2 separate regions of the Mus musculus genome follow, and region 2 is linked to region 1. Evidence: chromatin contacts called from ENCODE POLR2A ChIA-PET data. All regions are on one chromosome and are shown on one strand. Each heading gives the region's core, a stretch centred on a gene start or an enhancer-like site at or near the end of the contact. The rest is flanking DNA. Distances are from core to core; before and after follow the strand shown.

Region 1 (7,440 bases), core at 2,053-4,552:
AGGACAGCTTGTAGCAGAGGTCAGGTTTCTCTCTCCACCATGTGAGTCTGGGGGATGGACCTTGGTCACAAGCATCTTTACCTATCTCTTAGCCTGCCTTCAGATTTCTCCAGGAAACAAGCCACTTGATGGTGTTGGTGAGAACAATGATAAAGAATGTTTTTGTAAGCTAGAGATTTGTTATAATGTAAACTCTATGGAATCCACCCTGAAGGAGGTGCTTGCTGGCAGTACAATGAGGGAGGCTCGGGGTTCGTTATTCAGCCTCGGATCGCGGCTCGGCCCTCTCCTGGGCTCCTTTTCTGCCCTCTCTTTCCCACCATGAGTGTTTAAACACAGCCCTTTTCTACCTCTGTTTCCACCTCACCCTTGCTAGTTCCTGTGATTTTCCATCCAATAAGAGAAGGAGAGTGGAGTTTTGCTTTCCCTGACAGCCAAACATCTTGGGGCTTGCTCCAGGCTCCGCCTTCCACACATCCGCCGCTAGTGTGGACTTCTAGGCTCTTCTCCAGCTGCCGGTTTTTTGTTTTTTTCTTTTTCATTCCCACTAGCCGACCTCATTGTTTCTAGGGCTGAAGCCATCCTATAATACAACACTTGCCAATTTGGGAATTGATGGCAGTTTTGCATTTGTGGCACTGGAGGAGTCAGCTTGTCCCATTGTCCTTTTGTCACGAAAATGGTATTAACAGTATTTCCTTCCCGCTGAGCCTGAACATGGCTGGAAACACAGAAGAGTGTCTGGCGAGTCACACATGGACACAACCTGGAGAAGTCACTGCTTTGGGAGCCTCACTCTTGTTTGTGGGAAGTGCCAGGACCCTGCTCTGCTTCTGGCTCGAGCAGAACAACGTGCCATTTGGCTCCGTCAAGCCCCTGTCATGGGTTGCCACACAAACACTGTCTCGTGCTGTCATTTCCTGGCAGTGAACAATCACTCCACATTGCCTCAGGATCCCATCGTGTCTCTCTCCTGGCAGCTGAACCGGTCCTTAAAAAGCAGATGTACAGCTGGAGTCATTCTTTTGGGAACACAGGCAGGAACAAAGCCAGTGTGGCTTATCTGAACGAGCGCCAAGTGTGGTCCTAGGAGCACAGGGCACAGCTGCATGGATTTGGCAATTGAGGAACTGCTCCCCACCTCCCCCCCCCCCCCATTAACTTGTCACAACCATACAAGTGCCTTCCTGTCATTTCTTCATCTGAAACCATGAGATGGGGGAAGGTGGCTCTCTTTTTACACAATCACTCACAAGCCTCACCCCACAGCACTGGGCACTGGGTATGACAACATAGCTCCAGCAGCCAAGCTAACCAGTTGTTTCTAGCTCTTTCCTCAGTTAGTATATATCATGTTCTTGGCCATGCCTTTCAACTCTGAAGTCTCATTCTCTCTCTCACTATTTAAATGAATTTATAGGTACCAATTCAAATTGGTTTCTGTATCCTCCGAGTAGAATGTCCTAAGTTAGTGGAAAATATGTTTCTTTAGATGCACACCAGGAATAATTAAGTTAGACTGTAATCCATCAAACAGCCAACTAATATTTATGTAACATCTATTTTGTGTATTTCACGGTGTAAGGAGCTCATTGTGAAGGTTTAACAGATTATAGATTGCTCAAGAGGTCTGTGTCCTTGAAAAGCTAATAATGGTTATTTTGTATTTTAAATGACAAATGCTTGCTGGTTGCTTGGGTCTTCTTCATAACAGAGATTTAAATATAACCGAGGGGTAAAGAGTGAATTCATTCAGACATTAGGTTTTTGGAGAGCAGTAGTAGATAGTTGTAATAAATGACGTGGACTTTTCTTGTTAGAAGGGAATCCTTCTGGGACTTTCCAGCTTACAAAGCATTATTCTGACAAAGAAATGTTACATAACCCTAAACTGACCATGATCTGGTTCCTTGCAGAAGAAGAAGCTGCCAGGCTCTTGAAATGGTCATTTGATTCCCAAAAGGTGAAAAAAATAAATTAGCAGTTAGGACCACATGCTAACGGACAGAATGGGAAAAGATGGAAGGTCACATGCTTCCCAGTTTGTCTGGAAGGTCACATGCTTCCCAGTTTGTCCTGCTTACGTATCGGATGAGACGCCTGTAGGCCTCTGGGTTACTACTACAACACTCATAAAATACTGCTTCTATGCACAACATGCTTTGTGTAATTATTCTTCATCTCCTGGAATCTTCATGGAGGCCCGCTTTCCCGCCTGTGTGCACCAACAGATCTATAACTCCACAGAACTGCAAGTCCTATTTTTGTTCATTTTCACAGTTAAAGGATTTCAAGATTTTGTGCTTTCTCCTCAGCGATTAGTTCCATCGGCCTGCATCTTAACAGCCGAGAATATGGCTCTGCGGGCCAGGGCATCTGTGTTCAGGAGACTGAGTTATCCTCCCGATAATCCTCCCAGCTTCATGCTAGCAGCTTTTAAATTGTTTAGTATTTCAGAGACAACATCATCTCAGCATATTAAATATTAAGGGCCTCCCTCAGCACCCGAACCTTAAAGTTGTTCTCTGTAAAATCTGCGCGAGTGTTCCCAGGGCACAGAAAGAACGTTACAGCGGGGGTTTTTGGAAGCAGTATGGCTATAAACGTCACTCCCGCCCCTGCCGTTCACAAGGGCCCATTTGCTGTGAAATATTTTGAAAACACAGCTGAAGCGGGGACAGCGCAGAGCGCAAACATGCAAAAATAGGAACGAGCCGAACGTGATGGAAGGAACGTGAAGGGGGGTTCAGGAAATGAACATAAACCTCTAGGGAACTACGCAGGCCGGGGCTGCGGTTTGGGGACCACTGGGGGCCGTTCTCTAGGACTGGGAGGCCTCGCGGGTAGAGGAAGCCGTTTTTCTCCCCGCAGCACCGGGAAGCAGTGGCTGCCTGGGACACAGCCCTCCCAATCCCAAAAATAGCTGCACAAACCGGAGTGGCGCGCTGGCCTGCGGCGCTGGGCGGAGCCACGGGCAGCTTATCACCCCCAGCCAAAGCGCTGTAGCCCAAGCGCAGCAACCGCGCCCAGAGCTCGCCCTTTATAGCCAGTCCCTTGAGCCCCGCCCTAGCAACCGCCCCTAGCAACGCCTAGCTCCAGCGCTCCGCGGTCTTATCGGCCTCAGGCAGGCCTTTCCTGTCCCCCTCCCCCACGCCAGCTCGCGTGACGCCGGGCCACGTGACCGCCTTCCGGAAAGGCGGGGGTGAGTGGTGGAAACCCGGGAGGCGGGGCGCTGGAAGACGAGGCCTTCCGTCATCGAGATGCGACCGGATGGCTGTGTCGCCTAGTGCCTGTCGCAGTCCAGAGGTTCCGTCACCAGACGAAATGGCGGAGGCTGCGGTGGTGGCGTGGGTTCGCGGCCCCGGTACCGTGTGGAAGGCGCTGCCGTGTGCCTCGGTTGGGTGCTCCGTGCGCGATGTGATCTACCGACACTGCCAGGAACAGGTGAGGATGGCGGTTCCCGGGAAATGGGGGAAAGAGATCACCAAGCCAGGCTGGGTTCGTCGTTGGGTGTTTCTGACTAATATGGGGACATTCCTCTGCTAGTCTATGGCAGTCGTTGTTTTGTCCCCACGTCGTAAGAGAATCTCCGTCCATTTACTGCGCTTTGTCCAACCTCGACTACAAACTCTCGTTCTGTTTCTTTTATCCCCCCAAATGATACCTTTAAGGTTCTCTTCTTACATTCACATTATAGATAGGAATATGCTTTCTTACCGACCCTCAGGACACCCATCCAGGCCAAAGAACGGTTAGAGAAGGATATGGAGTCATCCTGACAGAGCCAATCACTCACAGATATTCTTGGGCCTCTTTAGACTCTGCCATGTGGATATAAAACCCTGGTTAAGTGCTTCTAAAGTTTTAAGCTTTAATTCCCAAAGAAGCAGGCTTATACTGACTAGGAAATCTCAAACCTCTTCAATCATCTAAAGAGTTTACTGGGTTCCCTGAGTCTAATTTTAATCTGGGCGTTTGGTATAGAACAGTTTTTCTGTATGACTGCGCCTTCGTTGTAGTCTGTTTTCTCTGCTTGTTATGTAGAAACATAACAAATGTTAAAATACCAAATCTGTTCCTAAAGAGACTTGGATGAGTTCCAAGAAGAATATGTGATTTTCTAATTTCTTTGTCCTTTAAAAAACAAGGACAAGAAAGTCTTTCCTTGTAGCCCAGGATGTTCTGAACATACTGGAGGGCTGGGATTATTGGTGTGTCCCACCACATCTAGCCTTTGTTTTCTTCTCTATTCTGCGGTCTAGTAAGAAAAACAGAACCTTTTTTTAGCCATTCGAATTCAGATACTTTCCAAAACAGGTGACTTTTCAATGTATTTGAAGAATAATTTTCAAGTTTTATTTTTAAACTTAAAATTGATCCATAAACAATAGAATCTTAACAATGAGGAGTGTTGGAAATACACTTTTTTGAAAGGACACAGAAATAAGGCTGGGCCTGGTGGTGTATGCCTCTAATCTCAGCACTTGAGAGGTTTGGGGGTTCTTAGCCACGTCTCTATAGTGGTTTTGGGGCAGCCTGGACTATGTGAAACCCTGCTTGAAAGCAAAACAGCCTCCTATCACCTCGTCCTTAGATTTAACAGAGGCACTGTACATGGACTATGGGAGTCCAGACATCCAGAAAAAACCCCCAATAGAATTGAGTTTGGAGAACAGGTAAGCAGAAGCAGTTATCAGAGAGCATTTGAGTCTGTCTGTTACTTAACAACAGTAAATGTGAGTGCAAGCAGCTTACTAAGGACAGTTTGATGAAATAGGAAAAATCAAGATAGTTCAAGTTCAAGCTATACTTTTTAAAGCAAAACGGTTCTGATCCATGAAGAAGTTTTATCTCTCGCTGAGAGAGGAAGACCTCTGCCCTGTTGATCATTAGCCTTAACAGACATCAGTAAAGGTGACTACAAGTTAATAGGAGACTCCCAAGGACATACTGCAGTAGTAAAATGCTGTAAGGACCTTGACAATCTACTCCTTTCTTATTTGCTGGGGGAAAAGTTGGTTTTAAAAACTGGAGATGAGAAGAATTCGGCTGCTGAAGGTGTCAGTAAGACAGCAACTTTCTGCTGCCCTTTGTCATGAAGGCCCAGGTGTGTGTACAACTTCCAATTAGGGGTTCCTGAGTAGAATATTCTGCATCCAAAATGTGTATTTCCAAGGGAAGAGGAGCCTGGTGTGTTCAACGGTTCAAGCCTGACGTTGGTCATTTAAGTTTCTCTTAACCTCTTTTCTTGTAGCGATGCTTGGTTTTCTTGTTAGGAACTGGAGACATTTGCCATGGTTTCTCTGTTTGCAGCTCCTCACGGCAGAGGGTCAGTACATTTGACCTTAGTGGACTGCACGTTGTCTCTGGTGCTTAGGCTGGTAGGCTGATCCTGCAAAGGTGTGGGTGAATACAGTGTATTGGAACATTTATAATCTACACATTTGGGAAATGTATAATCTACACATTTGATAAAATAGGAAATTCTTCCAAATTCTTTTTTCTACTAGAAACTTAATAGACAGGATTTTTTTTTAAAGATTTATTTATTCTATGTGAGTACACTGTTGCTCTCTTCAGACACAGCAGAGAGGGCATCAGATCTCATTACAAGTGGTTGTAAGCCACCATGTGGTTGCTGGGAATTGAACTCAGGACCTCTGGAAGAGCAGTCAGTGCTCTTAACCATGGAGCCATCTCTCCAGCCCAATAGACAGGAATCTTAACTAGAAAAGCAAGGGGTTGGGTGATGGCCTAATGGTTGCTCTTCCAGAGGTCTCAGATTTGGCTTTTAGCACCAGTGTCAGGCAGATCACAAACCACTGTAACCCCAGCTGTCCCCAGGGATGTGGACGACTCTGACCTCTGAAGGCACCTGCACCAACATGCCCATACTTATATACAGACATGTCATACACTTACACACAATGAAAAGGGATTTAAAAAATTTTTTTAATTAATTAATTAATTTATTATATGTGTGTATACTGTAGCTGTCTTCAGACACTCCAGAAAAGGACATCAGATTTTTTGTTACGGACGGTTGTGAGCCACCATGTGGTTGCTGGGATTTGAACTCAGGACCTTTGGAAGAGCAGTCGGTGCTCTTAACCACTGAGCCATCTCTCCAGCCAGAAAAGGGATTTTAAAAGGAAATCTTTTTGTAAAAAGGAAATAAAGTACAGCTTTTTTTTTTTTTGGGGGGGGGATACTTTTAATCTTCACTGTGTGAGGAATTACAAAAACAATAAATTAAGCCATATATTAAACCAAAATTTCCTTTATACAAAGTATTAAAATACAATTGTATTTCTAAATGAAATCATAGGCATACAGTTGTTGTCATTAAGTAAACTAAGCCAAATGCTATACATTAAAGAGAAACATCAATAAGGCAAATGTATGAATGAAGACACTTCTGAACTCCCCCATTTCATCGAGCATCAAAAACCACCAATCTTTTAGTCCTTTTCTTGTACATTATTCTGTATCCACATTCTCTGCATCTGATGGGATCCCTGGACTTTATCTCATTTTCGGTGTGACACTCTCCACAAATATCTATCATTGGCTGCTGCTTTGGTGGTTGAACATCTTTCTGAGCGTCCATTGGTAGTGCCTCCTCAGCTGGAAGAAGCGCCCCTTCTCTGACTAAAGTACAGCTTTGATGCAGTCTTTGCCCCTCTCTGAACAATTTTGTTTGGAAATAAAGTTTCTGCTTTCACATTGTCTTTCAAAATTATTTAAAAATTTGGAGTGAGTCGCTTTAATACCAGCGTCAGGGAGGCAGAGGCATGTGAGTTTGAAGATAGCCTGGTCTATAGTGAGAACTCCAGGACAGCCAGGGCTATGAAGAGAAACCCTGTCTCAAAACAAAACAAAAAATTCATATACAATATGTATTACATATAAAGATGTTAAAGTGGTTTTTAGTTTAAAAACAATATGAGGTGAATCTTTACAACTTAAGGTAGACAGTTACATGGACTAAACAACCCTTTATCCTAATTTTGTGTAGATGCCCCCAGTCCCCAGCTGGGGAAGCCCTATCTCTTGTTTGCAGTGGTGTCTCCTGTACCTTTCCATCACTGAGAAGGAAAGAGATTGCTTCTCTTCACATTAGCACTTCTGTCTTTCAGCCCTGTGTGCAGCCTGCCCTTCTCTTGCTGTGGGTGAACTGTCATTATTCTACAATTAATTTGTAATTACCTTCTTTGTATAGTTAGGCTCTCTTGATGACATAGCCAAGAGAGTCTCTGTTGGAGGATTGTCTCTACCAAATTGACCTGTGGGATTATCTGGGAATCGTTTTCTTAATTGCTAATTGATATAGGAAGGCCAAGGCTACTGTGGCTGTATATTGACCTGGCTATCCTGGAACTCACAGAGATCTGTCTGCCTCTGCCATCCATGTTCTGGGATTAAAGGCATGGTCACCTT
Region 2 (7,440 bases), core at 2,503-5,002, 91 kb after region 1:
TATGTCAGGTGTGGAGGTGTGCACCTTTAATCCCAGCAGAGGCAAGCAGATGTCTGTGAGTTTGAGGCCATCCTGTGACATAGGGAGTTTCAAGTCACCCAGCACTACACTGTCAGACCTTGTTTCAAACAAACAAACAAACAAATAAATAAATAAATAATCAAAAATCAAAGTCATAATTCTAGAAGGATAGAACTCAGTCTTCTTGGGCTGATATAGGGGGCGCTATTCACAGCATTGGCTATGTCATGGTAGGATGCCAAGTATACAGAAGCTTTTTTTTTTTAAAGATTTATTTATTGATTATATGTAAGTACACTGTAGCTGTCTTCAGACACTCCAGAAGAGGGAGTCAGATGGTTGTGAGCCACCATGTGGTTGCTGGGATTTGAACTCCGGACCTTCAGAAGAACAGTCGGGTGCTCTTATCCACTGAGCCATCTCTCCAGCCCCCCAGAAGCTTTTTAGAAGCAAGCATGACCAGAGTCTCAGCCCAAGGAATGGGTCTCTTAGTCTCCCTACAGGTCTGCACAGCGGTTGGCTTCAAATTCCATCTCCTCTAGTCTAATCTGAATCCTAATCTTTCTTGTCTTGATCCCCTAAATAGCAGCAGCAACCCCCAACTTCTGTAGTTTTAGTTTAAGAAACCAATAATTTTTTTAAAAGAAAACCTCTATTATTTTATTTTACGAAGAAACCCCTGTACAAAAAAAGCTTTATTTCCCCTTATAAAGTCAAGAGACCGATAATTTGTTTATTGTATTTATATGAGTACACTGTCGCTGTCTTCAGACACACCAGAAGAGGGCATCAGATCCCATCACAGACAGCTGTGAGCCACCATGTGGTTTCAGGGAATTGAACTCAGGACCTCTGGAAGAGCAGTCAGTGCTCTTAACCACTGAGCCATCTCTCCAACCCTAGATTTATTTATTTATTGTATTTAGAAACCAATAATTTAATAATTACTTTACACACTGACTAGTACAACCAGGTCTATGGCTTGTTCAACTCACACCCTAGATTTATTTTCTTAGACAGTGTCTCATGTAGCTTCCTGCTTTTATTTAATTTATTATTATTATTATTATTAAACAAGGTGTTAAATAGCTTAGGATAGCCTCCAACTCCATATGCAGTCAAAGATGACTTTAACTTTCTTTTTTCAAGACAGGGCTTCTTTGTGTAGTCCTGGCTGTCCTAGAACTCACTCTGAAGACCAGGCTGGCCTTGAACTCAGAGATCTGCCTGTCTCTGCCTCGAAAGTGCTGGGGCTAAAGGTAATGTCCCACCTTGCCTGGCTTTGAGTTTTTTGTTTCGTTTTGTTTTGCTTGTTTTTTCCAGCTAGGGTTTCTCTGTGTAGCCTCAGCTGCCCTAGAACTCACTCTGTAGACAAGGCAGGCCTCAAAGGCACAGAAATTTACCTGCCTTTGCCTCCCTAGTGCTGGGATTAAAGGCATGCACACCACTGCTCAGCTGATGTTAAATATTTTTAAAAATCAAATTGTGTGTGTGTGTGTGAATGTGAGTGTGTTTGTGTGTGTGTGCATGTGAGTGTGTATGTGAGTATGTGAGTGTGTTTGTGTGAGTGTATGTGAGTGTGTGTGAGTATGTGAGTGTGTTTGTGTGAGTGTATGTGAGTGTGAGTGTGTTTGTGTGTGTGTGCATGTGAGTGTGTGTGTGAGTATGTGAGTGTGTTTGTGTGAGTGTATGTGAGTGTGTGTGAGTATGTGAGTGTGTTTGTGTGAGTGTGTGTTTCTGTGAGTGTGTGTGTGAATGTGAGTGAGTATGTGAGTGTGTTTGTGTGAGTGTGTGTGTATGTGAGTGTGTGTGTATGTGAGTGTGTGTGTGTGAATGTGTGTGTATGCGTATGTGAGTGTGTGAGTATGTGAGTGTGTTTGTGTGAGTGTGTGTTTCTGTGAGTGTGTGTGAGTGAGTGTGTTTGTGTGAGTGTGTGTGAGTATGTGAGTGTGAGTGTATGTGAGTGTGTGTTTCTGTGAGTGTGTGTGTGTGTGTGTGTGTGAGTGCCAGCCAGCAAGTGCTTTGGAAGTCAAATGGAAACTTTAAGGAGCTGGTTCTCTCTTTCAACAGTGGGTTCTGTGGGTGAGACTCAGAGACGCAGCTGGTTAGGCTTTCGTGGTAAGCGCCTTTATCCTGAGCTTGAACCTTGAACTTCTCATCCTGTGTCCACATCCATCCACATCCGGAGTGCGGTGAGTACAGACCTGTATCACCATGACTGGCTTGTGTGTCACTAGGTATCGTGCACACTACCCAAACACTCTGCCAACTTGAGCTACATCTCTAGCCCAGGTCTTGTCAACTCAAACACTCTGATCCATCCCAGCCTTCTCTGGACCTTGAGACAACTGTAACCTGCAGAAGACCAGACATGGGAAGCCTTTCCTTCCCTTACCAAGGGCCCTAACCTTTTCTTTGGTAGCTGGGCCATTATCCTAATGACTGGGGCTAGATCCCAGGCCACAGGCCAGGCAGGTGTCAGCGTGATCAACAAAGGCAGAAATGAGGATGTGTGGGATGGGAGCCTGGAGAAGATCAGGCAGAGCCAATCTGAGGAGCCAAGTGCATAAATGACTGGGGGCCTACAACCAGGGACCTAGAGAAGCCAGTTGTGGGGTCCCTAACAAAGAAAAGACAAGGACAGAGGATGGCTCTGGGAAATTAACTGTTAGCTAGGTCTTAAGGGGTTGGAGGATGGGAGTGGGAAGGGACAGAGAACCAAAGAGGAAAGAGACACCCTGTTTCAGATAGTTGCAGGCTGGGCTAGAATCAGGACCAGGGAGGCTGCGAGAGTATTTTTATCTTTACAGTAGAAGATGAAAGCTAAAACATGGAAGTGAGGTCAGAGAAGCAGCAAAACTGTGCCTTAGGGAATGAGGATTTGCCGGGCATGGCGGTGTCAGTGTGGCAAGAACTCAGCAGCAAGCTTTGGTCCCACTCCTTTCCTTGTGTAAACCGAGACCTGCAAGTGGGTGGTTTGAGGCAGTGGCCCCTCCAGGATCCTTACTCCATTTCCCTAAAGATCCAGCGTCGGTCCTGTCCTGGGAGAGGGCGCAGAGCAGGTCCAGAGGCCGCTGTTATCTGGAAACCTCCAAGTCGCAGCCAGAACACACCAGACGCTCAGCGTGTTTGGTCCCAGTTGGCAACGCTGGTGACCCGGGGCAGAGCAGTAACGCGTGGTCCTAGGGAACGCTGGAAATGTTGTTCTTTATTTGGGGCAGGACAGAGCTTTGTAACTTTCAAGGTCCCGGCTCTCTTATGCGGCGGGACTGGGAACAGGGTAGGTCCACTGCGCCCTGGTGTTCCCCCGCCCTGAAATCCAACTGGGCCAGCTTAGAATTTCCTGGGGACATTCAATCACGAACATTTGCAGATGCTCTCCAACGCCGCAACTATCCTAGGCACGGCCCAGTGCCCTCTCAGTGGGGATGTGCTAGGGCACAAAGGAAAGGCAGTTCGGAGACGTCCTCTCCCAGCCTTGTGGGCGTTAGCTGGTCTGGTCCCGCCCCTAGACCTCCGTGAGGACGGCCACGCGTGGACCAGCGTTAGAGAACCACATTGGGGTTCACTGCCCGGCGCACAGAGCTCGAGGTCCTGCTGGGGCCGGCGCGAGCGAAGAGTCCAAATTAGGTAACGCGTGGACACAGTTCTGCGCATGTGCAAGAGGAGCCGGAGTTTCACTTTGTAACTTTTAAGTGGTGCGGACGCCACCCCGCCTCGCCAGGTACGGACTGACCACTCCCCCGGGCGCGCGCGCCGCGCCGCCGCCGCAGGTAAAGTGGGAAGGGGAGCAGAGATGGGGAGGTTGCGGCCAGCCCCTCCCAGGACGCGCCGGCCCGGGTCCTCGCGGGGCGGGGCGCCTCGGGTCGCTTTCCCCGGGGACTGTCTGGTGACAGTAGCGGGGTAGGTGGCTGGAGAGTGCCAATCAAGCCCCGCGCCGCTGGGACTTCCTGACAGCTCTTGGCTGCGTGGCGGATCCTTCCCTCCACCTCCTCGGCGGGCTTTGGAGTTTGTTTGTGGAGTCGGATCTCCCCGCCTAACCCGAAGGGCAGCGTCGGAGCCCTCTTTTCTTTAATTCCTTACGAGGCTAGACCCGGCTTGGGCGGGCTTCGTACTGTCCGGGTGACCACTCCCTCCTGCCCGGGTAGCACCGGGTGGAGGAAAACTGGGGACTTGGGAAAGGGCGGGAGGGGGAGGGAAGAGCTGAGACGGCAAAGAAACCACATCCGACAACAACTTACCCAGACCTGATAAGCCTGGCTACCTGACACCTCGGGTGAGGTGGAGTTGCTGTCTTTCTGTCCCAAACAGGAGCCAACAGCTTGTAGGGACTTTTGCAAAAGGCCTGGGAACATATTTTCTCTCCTGAAGCTTTGGCTGGGTCCCAGAGCCTGCCCTGTTGAGAGTTTGGGGTGCCAATGATATGGTGGAGTGCTGAGCGTTTGCGTGTACGAATATTCACTGGATGTGGGATGGTGGCTATTGCTAAGTGTGTACCTAGGCAGGGATCCTGAGACCACAGTGTCTAATTGCTGTTTTTAAGGCCCCCTCGCTCCTCGTAGTGATGCGGTTGGAATACAGCCTTTTGCCTTGCACATTCTAGGCGTGCACTTGGCTTTGAGCAGCATTTCCATCCCTTAGGGACTTGTTTGATTTCTTCCCTACACACACCCAGAGCCTTCTCTCTCTGGCTTGGCTGCCCCTTGGTGGGTGTGCTCCCATCTGCCCTCTCAGAGCGTGTTCCTTTGGGAAGGCAAGAACGGACTGGCTCATTGAAAGCCTAGAGAATGTTTCTGTAGCAGCCTCTGACTCTGCTGCTGCTGGGTGGGCACAGGTTGCTCCGACTGGAGGAGAGGGTCTCGGACTGTGGCTTCTGATCCCTCTCACTTGTCAAGCCTTTCTTGTTTGCTCTGCGGTATTTGATTTCCCTGATTCTAGCCCACAGGGGATATTGAGGCAGAGAAGCAGCCCTTATGTCTGCATGAGGCAGAATAGGCTACCTGGTTGAGGAGGCCCTTAGGCCTTCTGTTTTGCTTTTGAGGCAGGGTCTTACTATGTAGCCACGGATGGCCTAGAACTCACAGAGATCCACCTGCCTCTGCCTCCTGAATGTTGGGGTAAATGGGTGGGTACCACAACACTCTCCCTTCCTTAGTTCTTACCAAACTTTGTAGATTCTCTTGGGAAACCTGTTTGGCAAGAGAAAAATGACTTAGGAGTGTGGCTTGGCCACTAGGGGAAGGCAGCCACAGTTACCCTCCTGGGGTCAAGGCTTCTCTGTTCCTCCAGGCCTCTGAAAGAGCAACATTGGTGAGTCACCTTTCCTACCCACCCAGCACTACCCGTACCCCCCTTCCTTGGGACAGCACTCCCTCTGTGAGCATTTATGAGGATATTTTTCCTTTTCTTTTCCAAGCCTTCTTTCTTTGCTCTAGGGTGGCCCATTTCCCCCAGTTCTAGCTTTAGGGGATCTTTGGGTGCTGCAGCAGCCCTCTGGATGTTCATAGGAAACCTTGGCTTGGTATGCCACCTCAAGCCCAGAGCCACTGTGCTTCTGAGGGAGAGAGGCCCTCCTGACCTTGGCAGGACCTGGGTTCCATTGGACAAGAGACGAGCCATCCTGCTGGGTGAAGAGAAAGGAACAGGGTGGCGCAGACGAACCCGGGGAGGTGGCGGAGAGCTTGTTCTAGGAGTTTAGATGCAAAGCCAGGTAGCAAGAAACTCAGTGGGCAAGACCAGAAAATGGGCGCATGGGATAAGAGGCATGGGCAGGTCTCAGAGTAACATCAGAGTGTAGCGGGTTTCTGTTCTGAAACCCTAAACTGGAAGGTGGCTCCCCTGTCACTTATGTGACACTGGTGGCATCAGGACAGTGTGTAAATGTTGGTGCTGCAGGGACAGGACAAAGTGGACAGCCTAGCAGGAAATGAGAAGCAGGCCAGAGGCCTGACTCACTAAGACTTGGAGCTGTCAGGGGTGGGGAGTGGGAGGGCTGATCCAACTGAAGACATCTCCAGCAGATGCCCACAGTCCTTCCTCCCTACGTGTGGCAACAGTACAGCCTTGCATCACCAGGCAGGGATGTTTCGAAGTACTGGCGTCCTGGTGATTTTTTTCCCCCTTTGAAACAGCCTTATGTGATTTCCATTAGTGCCCAGGGTGCCTGAAACCTCAGGAGGTGTCAGCACTGAGCCTGGAGCCATGTCTGTTAATCTCAAGCTTTCTGTGTAGCCAAGGCTGGCCTTAAAATCCTGATCCTCCTATCCTTGAGTGCTGGGGTGGCAGGTCTTCCGGGACCCTTTGCTCCTCTGGGTTTGGTTTAAAGGAGAGAAGCAGGGACATCACTCCAGGTGGAAGTGCCATTCGTGATTGTTCACAGTCACTAACCGGATGGCACCAGACACGTCTACCTACAGCCACTGCAAGTTCCTTATAGAAGGGGAAAAAATGATCCATTCTCTTAAGCCAAGTCCCCTCCCCCATCCTTCCCTCACTTTCCCTCAGGTGCGGTGCATGTGTGAATCTGGGCTAGGGCTTGTGTGTGTTGCATCTGCGAGTCTGCGTAGGGGTGTGTGTGTGTGTGTGTGTGTGTGTGTGTGTGTGCGCGCGCACGAGCATGTGCATGCGCACAGCAGTGTCAGGAGTCAGAATTGGGACCCTACCCCAACCCAGCACACCTCACTAGCACTTTTTGTAGTTCAGACATCTACTTCCGGTTCTCTACACCCCCTTTTCTCGTCCCTAAAACTTCTGCCTCTCTAGCAGAAGGAAGGAAGTCCTCTGAGAATTACAATTTAAATAGACTTGGGGAGGTGGGAGCCTGAGGTGGGAGGGGCTTCCTTAGACTTCCCACTCATAAATAATGTGAAGCAGGCCAGAACCTGGGCACCAAGTTTTCAGGCTTCCGTGCCAGGGGACAGACTGTAGATTTCCATTAAATTTGCCAGGGGTTCTGGGAGCCTTCAGGAGTCAGCGCGCAGCCTGCAGCTGTGCCTGTTTGAAACACTGAACCTTCTGTTAGAGGGGAGGCGGGAATGGAAGAGGGTGGAGCTGAGCACAGCTTTGCCAGAGCCTCGCCCAGGAGAGGGCTTAGGCCTCTCCGCTCTGGCTGTCCCTCCCACTTTTGCCTCTCTCTGGAAAGCCCTAAGTGATGGCAGCTACAGAGTGAAGACCAAGGCTCTGGGAGTCAGAGTTGGAGGTTCAATCCTGCGGTACCCAACTGTTCTGGGGGTGGCTTTAAGTTTCTTGGAACTTGGATTTCAAGAACAAATCAACCAGCCTTGGAGTTCCTGGCTCTGACTTTCTGAGGATAGTTGGAGTGGGCTTCTGTCCTTTTCTCTGATGGGCCAACTGTGACCCTGGATTTTCCTCAGATGACAGCTGAGGCTTCCTCCTCTTCCCAGCCTTTGTGGCCCTTTC

Evidence for each region. ChIA-PET counts read pairs that join two places held with the same protein, here RNA polymerase II (POLR2A).
Region 2: POLR2A ChIA-PET joins it to region 1 with 11 read pairs in Patski. The contact joins the promoter of Tmem63a here to the promoter of Sde2 in region 1. POLR2A ChIA-PET finds 5 or more read pairs at or near these places in 4 of 5 experiments (Patski and embryonic stem cell).

The regions. Positions count from the first base shown.
Region 1 is chr1:180,847,849-180,855,288 of GRCm38, forward strand. Sde2 (SDE2 telomere maintenance homolog (S. pombe)) reads left to right here and starts at 3,303. Exons shown (of 7, transcript NM_145943.1): 1 at 3,303-3,444. The coding sequence starts at 3,325. It also overlaps the pseudogene Gm20305.
Region 2 is chr1:180,938,766-180,946,205 of GRCm38, forward strand. Tmem63a (transmembrane protein 63a) reads left to right here and starts at 3,753. Exons shown (of 23, transcript NM_144794.2): 1 at 3,753-3,794.